2 separate regions of the Homo sapiens genome follow, and region 1 is linked to region 2. The links are chromatin loops, found by intact Hi-C in ENCODE. Cell type or tissue: natural killer cell. All regions are shown on one strand. Each heading gives the region's core, and the rest is flanking DNA. Links, peaks and the distances in the headings are about the cores only. Region 1 overlaps PREX1 (phosphatidylinositol-3,4,5-trisphosphate dependent Rac exchange factor 1). Region 2 overlaps PREX1 (phosphatidylinositol-3,4,5-trisphosphate dependent Rac exchange factor 1).

What was found. A loop is a pair of places that touch in the nucleus more often than their neighbours do. Peaks named below come from ENCODE experiments on the same cell type or tissue, not always from the same donor. Only the 100,000 strongest peaks of a DNase experiment are listed, where the experiment ranks them.
Region 1: it touches region 2 in a loop (3-fold over the local background); 9 of 110 quality-filtered maps call a loop at or near these places.

Annotation. Positions count from the first base shown.
Region 1 is chr20:48,765,659-48,773,211 of GRCh38, reverse strand. All of the region lies in intron 1 of PREX1 (phosphatidylinositol-3,4,5-trisphosphate dependent Rac exchange factor 1), which reads left to right. Among named protein-coding and RNA genes, the nearest start is that of PREX1, 59 kb to the left of the region's middle. RefSeq lists a silencer at 1,107-1,328. In natural killer cell, for the core only: no CTCF peak of the experiment used is centred there; DNase peaks (open chromatin) are centred at 3,611, 4,302 and 5,501; H3K27ac peaks cover 4,159 bases.
Region 2 is chr20:48,713,166-48,720,718 of GRCh38, reverse strand. The region is part of intron 5 of PREX1 (phosphatidylinositol-3,4,5-trisphosphate dependent Rac exchange factor 1); the gene reads left to right. Among named protein-coding and RNA genes, the nearest start is that of PREX1, 110 kb to the left of the region's middle. RefSeq lists enhancers at 930-1,199, 1,390-1,569, 3,536-3,595, 4,431-4,640 and a silencer at 2,576-2,635. In natural killer cell, for the core only: no CTCF peak of the experiment used is centred there; DNase peaks (open chromatin) are centred at 2,700, 3,378 and 4,498; H3K27ac peaks cover 2,832 bases.

The sequences.
Region 1 (7,553 bases), core at 939-5,938, 53 kb before region 2:
CACTACAACCTTTGCCTCCTAGGTTCAAGTGATTCTCCTGCCTCAGCCTCCCGAGTAGCAGAGATTACCGACACCTGCCACCTCACCCAGATAATTTTTGTATTTTTAGTAGAGACGAGGTTTTGCCATGTTGGCGAGGCTGGTCTTGAACTCCTGACCTCAGGTGATTTGCCTCCCTCGGCCTCCTAAAGTGCTGGGATTACAGGCATGAGCCACCGCGCCTGGCCAGTTATGGACATTTCTTGAGCACCTACTGTGTGCTGGTAAGCACTTTACAGGTCCTCTCTTACTTAAATCTTTTTAGTAGCTCTTGTTGTGGATCCTGTTTTGCCCATTTTACAGATGAGTAAAACTGAGGTCGGCGAACGTAGTGACCTGCCCAGGGATATGTGGTCCCTGAGTACACTTGTTTTGATTTCTCCAGACAACTTCGCCATTGGCCTTGGCACTCAGCCATGCGGCCATCCTGGCTGGACGGCAGTGGACAGGGTGAGTCCTAGCCCAGCCTGCTCTGCCCCTTCCTCCTTCCTCAGCCCTCAGTTTCAGGGCAGTAAATTTCCTCAGCAGACATGAAGCGATTTGTATACTGTCGCCTTTCCTCCCGCTGAGCTGCCGACTTCCTTTCCAGCTTGATGTGGTGGGAAGTTCCGCAAAGAGAAAAAGGGAACTGCTGGGTCTGTGTCCCGTGGTTGGTGGCTGGGGCAGTATTTGGGGCATTGGAGTGCTGTCCTCCTATGGCACTGCTTGGGCTGGGGCATCTCTTCTGCAGGTATGGCCATGGGCACGTCTCACCCAGTGTCACAGGGACAGGGGCCGGCCTGATTCACCAGAAACAGGGCTGCCACGAGCTGCGCACCTGCGCCTTCTTGGGGGCATGGGCACCCTGCAGGGCCATACCTGTGCCACCCAAGAAACCTGGCCCAGCTTTCTGGAACCCCAGTTTTGCTCAGTGATATGGCTGGACACATTATTTTTACTTTTTTATTTTTTTAGTTATTTTATTTATTTATTTATTTTGAGACAGAGTCTCGCTCTGTTCAGCCAGGCCGGAGTGCAGTGGCTCGATCTCAGCTCACAGCAACCTCCGCCTCCCAGGTTCGAGCGATTCTCTTGCCTCAGCTTCCTGAGTAGCTGGGACTACAGGTGCCCGCCACCACGCCTAGCTAATTTTTGTATTTTTAGTAGAGATGGGATTTCACCATGTTGGCCAGGGTGGTCTCGAACTCCTGAACTCAGGTGATTCGCCCACCTCAGCCTCTCAAAGTGCTGGGATTATAGATGGGAGCCACCGCGCCCAGCCTAGACACATCATTTTTAGAGGAAAATCAAATGCAAGTAATAATAATAGCAAAACACGCTTGCTGAATGCTTCTTCTATGCTAGTGCGTGGCATCACACCCTGCCCACAGGGCTGTGGTGAGGATTTATGGGTTTCTGTTGAGAAAGCACTTGGAACCGTGTCCGGCATGAAGGAATTCTTAATGAGCATCAGCTGGGCCTCGGGTTCCTCCTCCGCATGGTGATGGGGCTGCACGGCTGATAAGGCTTGAACTTTTGTTGCCTTTTTTTATTTTGAGATGGAGTTTTGCTCCTGTCGCCCAGGCTGGAGTGTAATGGCACAGTCTCAGCTCACTGTAACTTCTGCCTCCTGGGTTCAAGCCATTCACCTGCCTCGGCCTCCCAAAGTGTTGGGATTACAGGCGTGAGCCACCACGCCCGGCTAGAACTTGTTGCCTTTGGCATCATTTTAGAGCAATAAATTGGTGCAAACCCTTTGGCAAAACACTTAGCGGAGACAACAAGAGACTCCCAAACAGTGATTCCCCTGGAATTGCAGGGGATCCCACTGCTGAAAAAAATCCTAAGCATGGGGGGAAAATCCCCAGATACTTTTATGTACCAGGTTACTCATTGAAACACCACTGTGAGCGCTCAAAATCGGCAACAACCTAAAGGTCGGATAGGGAAATGGTTAGGGACATGAGCCACACCCATTTCCTTAGCCACTGTGGACCACTGGAAAGGTGACATGCAAAATTATGTGCAACCGGTGATGACAGCCATGCCTAAAAACTGCAGGAGACGCCATGGAAGGTGACATGTTGAAATATTGACAGTGGGCACTGTCAGAATGTGTGATTTCCAGTTTTCTTCCTATGACTTTATTAATTTTCCTGATGAAAGGCAACTGTACATACTGAAACCAGAAGACTCAACCAGCACCTTCTAAACCTGGTGCCCCATCGCAGGTGCCTGGGGAAGCATGTTAACAAGGCAGATGCCCAGGCTCCTCCCTCTCCCACTGCGTTGGAGCCTCTCAGTCTTCAGGGCCCAGGAATCAGCATTTCCACTGAGTGCCCCAGGTGATTCAGACGCCTGCTGTAGCCTGAGGGTCATGGATTAGGGCTGCCAAGGGGTTGCCTTGTGATTGCAAAGGTTTGCAAATCTGGGTCTCCAGTTTCCTTTCCTTCCTCACTTCTGCATGGCCAGATTTTTTTTTTTGAGATGGAGATTCACTTTGTCACCCAGGCTGGAATGCAGTGGAGCAATCTTGGCTCACTGCAACCTCTGCATCCCAGGTTTAAGTGATTCTCCTGCCTCTGCCTCCCAAGTAGCTGGGATTACAGGCATGCACCACCATGTCTGGCTAATTTTTTATTTTTAGTAGAGATGGGGTTTTGCCTTGTTGGCCAGGCTGGTCTCGAACTCCTGACCTCAGGTGATCCACCTGCCTCAGCCTTCCAAAGTGCTGGGATTACAGATGTGAGCCACTGTGCCTGGCTGGCCAGATCTTGCCTGTTTGTCAAGGTCATGCTCAGGGTCCTCCCTGACCTCCTCTGAGCTGCTTTCCCTGCCCTGCTGCCCATTCTCGGGTTCGTGTACCTCCTGGAGCCCTTCAGGGTTATCTGGGAGCTTTGGAAAAAGAGCTGATTTCCTGGCTTTTCCAGACCTCTTGAGTCAGACTGTCATTTCCTGGTATACCTCCTGGGCAAAACATGTGTTTTGAAAAGCTTGACAGGTAATTCTTATGCCCGCTTCCTGGGCATCAGACCCACTGACCTAGAGATGGCTCCCACCTGGCTTTTAAAACCAGATTTCTAATTGTTCTTTTTAATTGGTAAAGATAGCACATATTCTTAGCAGACAATTGAAATCCTGCAGAAAATTTTAGAAAGTCCATTCCGTGATAAACCTCAAATTTACCTCCTTGGGCTTACAAGTGATTTATGGAGCACCTGCTGTGTACTGAGTGTCCAGGCTGCCGCAGTGCACAATACAGACAAAAGCTCTCTCCCTCACCGTGTGTGCAGTGAAGACAGACAGTGAAGGTGTCAGCCAAGGAAAATTTGTAGTGTTCTCAGGTGGTAAGTGCTATGGAAAAACATGAAGCAAAATTAGAGGGCTGGGCTGCTGGGAAGATGTGGCAGTTTTCAATGGTGTGGGCAGGGCAGGCTTCACTGAGGAGGTGACGTTTGAGCAGAGACCTGAAGGAGCAGAGTGAATGAGTCATGTGGTTACGTGGTGACAGGCGTTCCAGGCAGAGGGGACAGCCAGTGCAAAGGTCCTGTGGCAAGAGCCTGTCTCATGTGTTTCTGCACCTTCAAGGGTGCCAGTGTGGGAGGAGATGAGGGAGAAGGGAGTTGCGTAGGAGGTGAGGTCACAGAGTGTGAGCTCATTCTGATAGCGCAGCCTCTGTTGGAGGATTTTAAGCAGAAAGGCAACATGCAAGGGCTCTTTGATGTACGAAGCCGGCCCCATGCCTAGTGGGTGCTGGGGCTCCTAGAGATGCCCCAGCGACGACGGTAGAGTAGGTGTTTGTGGCTGTCCCTGTGCCTGTGGTGGGCGGGGGACACCTCTCACACACCTGGAGAGGATCCCCTCAGGATTCAAGGCACGTCTCATTCAACGGGGCAGCCCCTCATCTCCCCTCCCCCGCACCACCACCCCCAGCCTCTTTGCTTCAGAACCTGAGAGCAGACACAGGCTTCCTGTTCCCGAATCTTCTTAGAAGCAGGGTTGGGAGGCAGCGAGGGGGTGTGTGTGGAGGGTGGCTCGTCTCTTTGGCAACGGGCCTCAAAGAAGCCAGGGCTTCGTGGATGCACAGTTGTAGAAGGAATGGGAATGGGGTCTGGCTCTGCCTGAAGCCAGAACGATGTATTGGCCCTCAGGGCTTGAGCCAGGACAACCCATGCGTGGACAGTAGACAAACCAGGGTGGACGGTGACAATCTCCTTTTAAACCCTTTGCTGAAAAAAAAAAAAGGGAATAGTTTCTGTTGCAGGATAATTACAGACAGTGAAGTGCACAGCTCCATTGGTGATTACGTATGCATCACCACCAGGTGAAGATCTAGAACATTCTTTGCCTCCAGAGTCCCCTTGAGCCCCTTGCCAGTCTTTATCCAGCCTTGAATGACGACTTTTCTTTTTTTTTTTTGAGGCAGAGTCTCGCTTTGTCACCCAGGCTGGAGTGCAGTGGCATGATCTCAGCTCACTGCAACCTCTGTCTCCTGGGTTCAAATGATTCTCCTGCCTCAGTCTCCTGAGTAGCCACCATGCCTGGCTAATTTTTATATTTTTAGCAGAGACGGGGTTTCATCGTGTTGGCCAGGCTGGTCTCGAACTCCTGAACTCAAGTGATCGGCCGCCTCTGCCTCCCAAAGTGCTGGTATTACAGGCGTGAGCCACTGGGCCCGGCCGAGTGACGGCTTTTCTAACCTCTGTCATCAAAGAAGGGTCTTGCCAGTTTTGGGACTTCGTAGATGTGGAATCCCACGGGTGGCTGCACCCTTTTGTGTCTGGCTTCTTTCGCTTGGGCCATGTTTTTGAGATGCGTCCAGTTTGCTGCGTGTGTTAGCAATTTTCTTTTGATTACTGAATCATTTTCTGTTGTGTGAGAACACCACCATTTGTTCATCCGTTCTCCTGTTGATGGACATTGGTAATTTTAAAATTTGAGTTTTTATTGTGTTCCATTCTCTGTGCTAAGCACTTTATGTTTTGAGTGATATTTCCTTGAATCCTCAAAAGAACACTGAGAGATAGAGGCTTTTACTCTGTGTTACATACATAGGAATGGAAGCTTGGAGGCTTATGGAACTTCACCTCCTTTCCCCTCTTAACCAGTATTTATTCAGCATCTTCTGTCTACCTCAACCCATGCTGTGGATTCAGCACAAGCAGCCAGAGACCCTCACCATCACGGAGCTGGCAGTGCGCAGAGAGGAGGACTCTAAATTAGCAAAATGCATAGAACAACACTTTGTGCTACCTGCATTACAGGGAATTAAAACAGATTATCGAGGTAGAGGGTGGCTCGGGGGCGACTTGTGGCTTGGGTGAGGCTGCTTCAGCCAGGATGGTCAGGGGAGGCTCTCTGTGGAGGTGATATTTGAGCATCCTGTGCAGTGACGATGAGGGGCGGGGAACAGCACGTGCAAAGTCCCTGAGGTAAGAAAAAGCCTGGGGTGACCTAGGAAGGGCAGACTAGGCATTGGGGCTGCAGTGGAATGAGACACACGACTCTGGGGAAATGTCGGGAAAGTACAGCGTGGTCTGTAGTTGGAGAGGGCTGCTTTTACGTCGATGCACTGACAGATAAGAACCCCATCAGTGATGGTAACGTAAGCGTTGGCATTTCACTCTGGTGCGACTCTGAAGTTAGGGTTCGTTATCTATTTCCTTCTCTGAGTTAGGTGGAAACTGAGGTTCAGAGGCCCACGTACCCTCCCCCGCTGACAGGTGGGGACTTGAACCAGCTTGTCTGACACCAGAACCTCCATCTTCCAGCTCTCAGCCATCCCCTCTTCAGGGCCCTCGTTTGAGGGGGCTTCTTCATGCTTCTCTGGTTCCATCATCTCCCCTCCCTCCTCGGGGGCTCTGTCCCATAGTCAGGTCCCCCAGGGAAGGAGCCATTGAAAGACTCCCTTGCAGAATCCCTGGTGAGCTGTCGTAGTCTGTGGTGTGGCTGGTTGTCACTGGTCTGGCTGGAAGGCAGGGAGTCGAGGTGGTTAGAATGTGTGGGCCTGACCTCATAGCCCCAGAGCTGGGAGCCCTTTGAGATCCTCTCATCTGACCACTGTTCCCCGTTTCGCGGACGAGGGAACAGAGTGTGGGAGCAGCTTTCTCAGGGTCCCACAGCGAGTCTGTGGCAGGGCTACATTTGGCAACCAGGTCAGCAGGCCCTGAGTGGTGGGCGCTGTGCAGATGGGGAAACTGAGGCCCAGAGAGGAGGAATCAGTCATCTGAAATCATTCAGCTAGTGTGCAGCATTTCTCGTAGTCCTCATGGTAATCCATGAAGCCGGCAGTGTTATCACACAGTGTCTATTTTACAGGTGAGGAACCTGCCCCAGAGAAAGGGGTCTCCCTCCCTCTACCCGTCCATCCACTCACTCACCAAGAATGAGCATAAATGAAAGAAGATGGAAACTGGGACTAAGTGGGACCTCTGAGAGGTCTTAGGCTGGTGGGCAAGCCTGTTATTAATTGAATCATCACATAAATCAAGGTTAAGTTATAGTCATGGTGGCACTAAGTATGGGAGCCTATGCATGGGTTTCCTGGGCCCTGACCAACCTTGGATCTCACTGGGGAGGGCAGGGAATGTGAGACTTGAAGCAGCTGGCAGGAGGGAGATGAGTGTTGCAGGTGGAGGGAGCACCTGTGCTGAGGCCTGGGGGCAGGAGCAAGCTGGGTGTGTTTGGGGAACAGCTGAGGATCCTGGAGGCCGGTCTGGCTGCAGCACAGCTTGGAGGCTGAGGTCAGGTCCTGCAGAGCCCTTCTGGATGGGGTTCTCAGAGAAGCGGGGAGCGGCTGATGGGCTGGGCAGGGCAGTGGGTGACCACATTTGCCTTTTGTGACGATCCCTTTGTGTCACTCCACCCAGGGATGCCTAAGTGATCTAGGCCAGTGGTCCCCAGCCGTTTTGGCACCAGGGACGGGTTTCCTGGAAGACATTTTTTTCCACGGACCTAGGGGTGGGGAAGGGATGGTTTCAGGATGATTCAAACACATTACATTTGTTGTATACTTTGTTTCTATTATTATTACATTGTAACATATAATGAAATAATTATGCAACTCACCATAATGTAGAATCAGTGGGAACCCTGAGCTTGTTTTCCTGCAACTAGACAGTCCCATCTGGGGGTGATGGGAGACAGTGACAGATCATCAGGCATTAGATTCTCGTAAGGAGGGTGCAACCTAGATCCCCGGCATGGGTGGTTTGCAGTAGGGTTTGTGCTCCTATGAGAATCTGATGCTGCTGCTGATGTGACAGGAGGCGGAGCTCAGGTGGTCATGCGGGCAATGGGGATGGCTCTAAATACAGATGAAGCTTTGCTTCTTGCCTGCTGCTCACCTCCTGCTGTGTGGCCCGGTTCCTAACAGCCCACGGCCCAGGGATTGGGGACGCTGATTTAGGCCTCCCAACTCCTGGTCTTCCCACGAGGCTACACTATTCTCCTTCCCCTAATTAAATTCTCCCAATTTTTGAACTGAAGAAGCAGTATAGCCCCATGGGAAAGAGACTTGGCTCTGAAGCCCCTGG
Region 2 (7,553 bases), core at 1,477-6,476:
TGAAGGGGGACAACTGGGAGTGACGTGTTTCCCGGAGCATGGACGTATACTACTCATAGCTTTCCAGAAGATTTTAGGTGGCACCAGAGCAGACTTTATGTAGGATGGGTGGAGGGGGAAGGGGAGAAGCCAACATTAAAAAACAGTGACTCACACAGTAGAATACTACTCTCTTAGCAAATCCCTTTCCGTCTTCCTAGTGTCCTCTGAGAGACAGCCACGGTTGGTGCTGCAGTGTTTAGGGTTTTTGAAGCCATTCATTCATTCACCACCTATTTATTGAGCAACTGTTATGTGTCAGGCACTGCTTGAGGTGCTAGAGGTACAAAGTGAACAAAACCAGCTTGAACCCCTGTCCCCTTGGAACGGACATTCTTCTTGGGGGAGATGGTGACAAATGAGTAAGAAATGTGTATGCTTGTTTAGATGGAATATTTGGATGCTGTGGAAAAAATAAATATCAGGTTCAGAAGATCAGTAAGGACCAGGAGTCACTCAGGGGGTTGCAGGTTTAGATAATGTGGTCAGGGAAGGCTGGACTGAGAAGGAAACATTTGAGCAAAGACCTGAAAGAGGTGAAGGAGGAAGTCAAGCAGGTACCTTGGGGAAAATTGTTCCAGAGGGAACAGCCAGTGCAAAGGCCCTGGGGCAGGACTGTTGCTGGTGTGTCTGGGGAACAGTGAGGAGGCCAGGGTGACTGGAAAGGAAGAGGATAGGGAGAGAGCGAGGGAGTAAGGTTAGAGAGGTAATGGAGCCAGGTCAGGTATGGCCTTGTGGGCCATCGTGGGGTCTTTATTTTCCATCTTGGTGAGGTGGGAGCCATGGGAAGGTTCTGAGCAGGGAGGAATGGGATCTGCCTTAGTTCTAATGGGGTCCCTCTGGCTGTGTGTGGAGGATGGACCGTGGGGTGGTCAGGATGGAGTCAGGGAGACCAGAAAGTGCTTGGCTTCAGTGGTTCGGGTAGGAGATGTCTTGACCTGGTGGTGGCAGTGGAGGTGGGTGCATTTCATGAGAGTTGCCTTTTCACATCCTTTGCCCATTTTCTATTGGACAATTGTCCTTTTGATTTCCCAGAGTCCTTCTATTATTCTGGATACTTTGGGTTATCTCTTTGGAGTTTTTGTCTGACTGATGTTATGCAGTGAGCTCCTCATCTGCTGGGGATCGGGCATTGTCACCGTCTTGCTGAGAAAGCACAGGAAGTCAGAGATCTCTTCACTGCAGCCCCCTCTACCCTGACCCCATCCTCCCCCAACCACAGTGCCCACCCCTTCATCCTGTCTCTCGGGCCGAGCACCAACACCTCGCCCACAGCTGCCCCAGAGACTCAACCTGTGTCAGCCTGTGCTTAGGCTCTTTCCTGTGTGGTGAGCACTAACCTCGGGACACCCCTTGTTGGGGAGTTGGGGGGGGGGTCCTGCCATCACCTCTTCCTTTCAAAGCCATGCTCAGCTGCCCCATCTTCGAAGGAGCCTTCCTAGATCACCTTTTGTGGGGTCCAACCTGGATTCTACTTTCTCTTGTACTGTGTGTGGTTAAGAGTGAATTCGGAAGTCCAACTCCACTTCTTAGCTGTGTGACCAAGGGCAAGTTGCTGAACCTCTCTTTGTCTCCATTTTCCCATCTGTAAAATGGGCATGGTAGTTACCTCCCAGGCTTGCTGTGAAGATCAGATGAGACAATGCATGAAAAAACTCATGAAAGCATTTTGCATACTACTGAGTAAATGGTCATGCTTGTTAAATGTTGGTGACTCAAATATTGTAATGGTTTTTATGCTTATTAATCCTAGCTCCTGACCTTATTAGCATTGCCTCTTTGAAATCTGACTTAAACTCTGTGTGCCTCAGTTTTCTCCTGTGAAATAGTGCCCTAGTTATTGGTTATTATAAAGATGAAATGAAAAATATCTGTAAAATGCTGAGATGTGCTTAATATTAGTTATTTTTATTGTTTCAACGTCTGTTTTTTCCAATATTAATATAACTACATTAAGTTTCTTTTGACTAGTGTTTTCCTGAAATATCTTATTTCTCCTTTTGTGGTTGACCTATCTGAATCCTTAGACTTTAGGTGCTTTTTTTGTTAACTCCATAGAGTTCAATTTAAAATCTGATCTGATAATATCTTCTAACAGGAGCGTTTCGTCCACTTATATTTATTGTGTTTATTAATATATTTGAACTTGGTTCTGCCGTCCTTCTTTTTGATTTCTGTTTATCCTCTTTTTTTGATGCTTTTGCGTCTTTCCGTGTTTTATTTTGGATTGTTTTAGTTTCTTTGGCTTAGTTGCTCTTTTTCCTTTATTTATTTTATTTTTATTTATTTTTGCTTCCACTAAGTTGAAATTTATAGCTATCATCACCACTACCACCACCATTACCATCACCATCAATCACCACCATCTCTCACCATTTTACCCTTTTCTCTAGAGAAATGCCTGTGCAGAGCCTGGAAGTGGGAGCAAGAGGTGTAGAACTTCACGGTGAGCCGTGCTAGGGCCTCTTTGAAAGGCTGGATATAGAGCTCCTGAATGTCAGAGCCTGGAGGGTCAGTAGAGACCTACCACCCTAGGGTCACAAACACAGATACCTGCAGGGCACGTGCAGGAAACGAGTGAGTAGGGTGGTTGTAACTTAGCGAGTTGGGTGGGAACTGTGGCAGACTAGAGGACACACATCCCTTCTAAGGAACAGCCACTGCTCAGCCCAGCCAACTGTTACTGTAAGGTGGAAACGCAAGTCCAGGGTGGCCAGAGCTTCTGCTTTGCTGACAGAGGCTGGCGATAACATTTAGCTTGGTCTCATCACTACCTTGCATACCCAAGAGGCATAGGCACAGAAAGGGGAGGCAACTTGTCCAAGGTCACACAGCACATCCTCATCAAAGCCAGAACAGGAACTTCCTGATAGGAACCCTCTTCCCACTTTACCCCCCTTTCCTCTCTGAGTAGAAGAAAGGAGTTTTTAAAACCCACGAGCATTATTTCCTTTCTCCTGCTAATTCCTAATTGGTGGGACTACAGTTTTCCTAGACATGCAGCAGAGGCTGAAATTGTTAAAATTGGAAATACATTTGCATGAAGTCTGCATATGATTTGCATGCATGCAGGGTGTTTGTGGGTTTTTTTTTGCAATGCTGGGGAGCTCTTCACTTCTGGGTTCTCTTGGACTTCCAGATGTTTTTCGCTTCTTGTTTTCTTTTCCTTTTTTTTTTTTTTTAAAGTGGTGGTGGGTATCCTTAGCACCTCTTCATTTGCATTCTGCTGTCACCCTAGGTATGGCCGCAGGGGACTTCAGCACTGTGGGTACAGGAGCAAGCCAGGCTTCCTGAGCTTAGATGGCAGAGCCTTGGGCAGGCCTGTGTGACTGGAGGCAAGTCACTGAGTGCAGGATCAGCCCCTTCCTGGAGTTGGCTGAGGTGTCCCCAGAAAGTTGGTGTTGTTCTGCTTGACCCAGACCCTGTTGGTGACACCACCCTCCTGCCTTTTTCTCTTTGTGGAGAGGACAATATGGCTTTCCAACCCCCACCAACCCCAAGTCACAGAGAATGGTGGGTATTATCACATCTTCCAGTGACAATTGCAGCTTTGTTTTCACACTGTGGGTTTATGGGTTCATTTTCTTATGATTTCGCTTGCCAGTGACTGAAAATCTACTTTATTGTTTTTATGACATTGTTAATTAAACTTACTTTTAAAAAAAGAATAGAAAACAGAAAAGACCAAGGGTAGGTCTGACTTCAGGCATAGCTGCATCCAGGGCTCAGGCGATACTATCCTGACTCCGTCTGTCCATGTCCTGCTGTGTTTCCCTCAGTGCCAGCCTTGTGCTCAGGAGGCTGCTTTCTTACAGTGGCGTCGTTGGTCACCAGCAGCCTCAGGCCTGTGTGTGACCAGTGTACCCACCCAGGGAGAGGAGAGCATGCCTTTCCCAGCGTTTGCGTAGGAAGTCCCAGCCTGAGGCCCACCGGCTCAGCATGGGTCCCACACTCTCCCTGTGTGGCTGGGAGGATGGAAGGTCAGGCTTTAGTCACAGATCCACACTGGGAGCTGGCTGGGGTGACCTCTCCTGGACTCCATGGCCCGAGAGAGGAGCAGGTGGAAGCAGTAGACCTCTGCAGCTCATCCTCCTCTCTCCTTACCACCTCCTCTTCCTCTGAGCCCTTTGTTCTTCCCCCAGTCCTCTCCTGGGCCTTGGGATAAGGCTGAGTGAGCTGGGCCTTCGGTGAAGCTGAGTGAGCCAGTAGGAGCTGGCTCTAGCCACGTTTGTTTGTTGCCCTTGGGTTTGAGGCCCTGCGCCTCAGGCTGCCTCTTACGGCCATGCTGGGAGCTGATGACACAGTTTTGGGGACATGAAGGGGCTGCTCAGAGCGGGCACCTTTGGACATCCTTTGAGTAAATGTGATTGCAGGGGCGAGAGGGAGGTGAGGCATCTCGCGGAAGCCCAGGCTTCTCTGCGCCAACATCCTCTCTTCTAGGAAGCCTTCGCTTGGGGCCCCACTCGCGAAACCACACAGGACTCGAGGGGCGGATGCTGGGGAAGGCCATCAGCCTGGCTCCTGGAGGGGCTAATGCTGCTGGTTCACAGGGTAGCCCTGGCACACCCCTCTCTTCCCTGCACTCAGTTTTTCTAAAGGATCCCCAGGACCTGCCCTACTTAGACACTTTGTGTTCTAAGAGTCTGATTTGGAGGTGTTCATTTCCAGCTATTACTATTTCTAGAGGGGCCTGTAGATGTGGTTGGCATCTGCCAAGTCCCACTTTCTGTCTCTGTGGCCTTGGGCAAGAGGGTTTTAACCTCTCTGTGCCTCAGTTTCCTTATATATAGAGTGGGATGATAATAGTACCCACCTCACTGGGATGATTCGAGGATGAAATGACTTAATACACTTAAATTTCGAGCAGTGCTTGGTGCACAGTAAGTACTTAGTAGATGCTAGCTATTAGGACTATTACCACGACTTCTATTTTCACTATTATTCCTACTATGCAGAAATCATAAGAAATAGCCACTATTACCACAGACATAATGACGATGATGATAAATATTGTGTCCTTATTGGGTACCAAGACTTTTACATTCATCACCCCATTGGATCCTTACATTAGCCTTAGGGGGTGAGTCTTAGCCTCCTTCACAGATGCACACACTTGGCTTTAGAGAGGTGAGGCCACTTGTGCAAGGCCCCACAGCTGAGATGTGGTGGAGGCGAAGTAGAGACCATGCCTCCCTTTTCCCAGCACCCATTCTCTTGACCACAGAGCTCTCCAGTTTCATCATCTGATAATGGGTTTGAGCTAGAATAAGGCATTAGTGGGCCTGAATCTATCATTGATACTTCTATTGATGGGGAACTTACTACCTTACAAGGTAGCCCTCTCTCTTGCGAGAAAGCTCCAAGTGGTGTAAGAATGGATTAATTCATTCAAACAGTGGTCTCTTGCACTGGTCCCATTGGACTCCTTGAGGTCTTACAGATTCACCGGGCCTCTTAGTCATGTAGTTCTCCCAAGACGCTTAGCAAGCAAGCAAGCAAGCACCTCTTGGGTTCCTTCCAGAAATACTCTTCTCTGGGCCAAACCCTGGAAGTTCATGTATCTGTTCCACTTTGGATATGGATTCCAGGGTTTTCAGTACCATAGTATGTCTCCTTTGAATGTGACTCTATTCTGATTTATTAGTACAGTCTGTTCAGTTCTGAATTGGGCAGGAGCCTTCTCACCTCCCTCCTTTCGCATGTTAGACCTTTGTTAGTATCGCTCAAGCTCTCGTTGGCTTTGAAGATACCCACATTTTATGCCTGTCTGAGACCAGCTGGGACACCTTCGAGTTTCCATATCTGTGCACTCCCTCTGAGACTGTGAAGCAGTAGGAACTTTTTCAAATAAGAGATGGAAAAACTAGCCCAAGCTGACTTACACAACATATATATGTAAAAAATAAATAGGCTCACATAACTGACAAGCCATGGATAGATGGCTTCAGGTATGGCTGGATCATGGTGTCTCAAGGGAATTGCCCAACTGCTTTCCTAAGCTGCTGCAGCATTTTATATTTTTACCAGCAATGTAGGAGGGCTCTATTTTTTTCATATCTCCACCAACAGTTGTTATTCATGTTTTGGATTATAGCTATTCCAGTAGATGTGAAGTGGTATCTCATTTTGGTTTTGTTTTGCATTTTCCCACATGATGTTGAACATCTTTTCATCTGCTTATTGGACATTTGTGTATCTTCTTTGGAGAAATGTCTGTTCAAGTCCTATGCCTGTTTTTTACTTGTATTATTTATCTTTTTGTTGTTAAGTTGTAAGGGTTCTTTACATATTCTGGGTACAAGTTCCTCATCAGATGTGTAATTGATACTATTTTCCTCATTAGGCAGATTGTCTTTTCCCTTCCTTTTAAATTTTATTTATTTTTTGGCTTTCACGTTGGGGTAGTGTCATTTGAAGCACAGAAGTTTTAAATTGTGGTGAAATTCACGTTATCTATTTTTTTTAAGTTGCTTGTGCATTTGGTCATATCTAAGAGCACTTCGCCTAACTTAAGGTCACAAGGGGTTTACTCCTGTGTTTTCTCTGACAGTTTTATAGTTTTAGTTCTTACATTTAGGTCTGTGATCCATTTTGAGTCCATTTTTGTGTGTGGCATGAGGAAGGGGCCAGCCTCATTTTGTTGCACATGGATATTCAGTTGCATCATTTGTTGAAAAGACAGTTCTTTTGTCCATTTAATTGCCTTGGCATCCTTGTGGAAAATTAACTGACCATAAATGTAAGGATTTATTTCTGGACTCTCAATTTTTTTTGATATGCATTGATTTTTACTTTTGATTTTCTTTTTTTTTTTTTTTTTTTATAGTTCTGGGATACATGTGCAGAATGTGCAGCTTTGTTACATATGTCTACATGTGCCATGGTGGTTTGCTGCACCTATCAACCTATCTCTCTCTCTCTTTTTTTTTTTTAAAAGAGATAATAGAGACAGGTTCGTTCTGTCACTCAGGCTGGAGTGCAGTGGCCCGATTATAACTCACTGTAACCTGGAGCTCCTGGGCCCAAGTGATCCTCCCACCTCAGCCTTCCAAAAGCTGGAACTACAGGTGCACATCACTGTGTCTGGCTAAGTTTTTAAAATTTTTTGGTAAAGATGGTGTCCTTCTGTGTTGCCCAGGCTGGTCTTGAACTGCTGGCCACCGCCTACAATTCTTTTCCATTGATCTCTAGGCCTATCTTTATACAGTACTATGTTGCCTCTTTTTTTATGATGGAGTCTCACTCTGTTGCCCAGGCTGGAGTGCAGGGGCTTAATCTTGGCTCACTGCAACCTCTGCCTCCCGGGTTCAAGCGATTCTCCTGCCTCAGCCTCCCAAGTAGCTGAGATTACAGGTGTGCACCACCATGCCTGGCTAATTTTTATATTTTTAGTAGAGATGGGGTTTTGCCATGTTGGCTAGGCTGGTCTTGAAGTCCTTACCTCAGGTGATCCGCCCGCCTTGGCTTCCCAAAGTGCTGGGATCACAGGCGTGAGCCACCATGCCTGGCTTGTG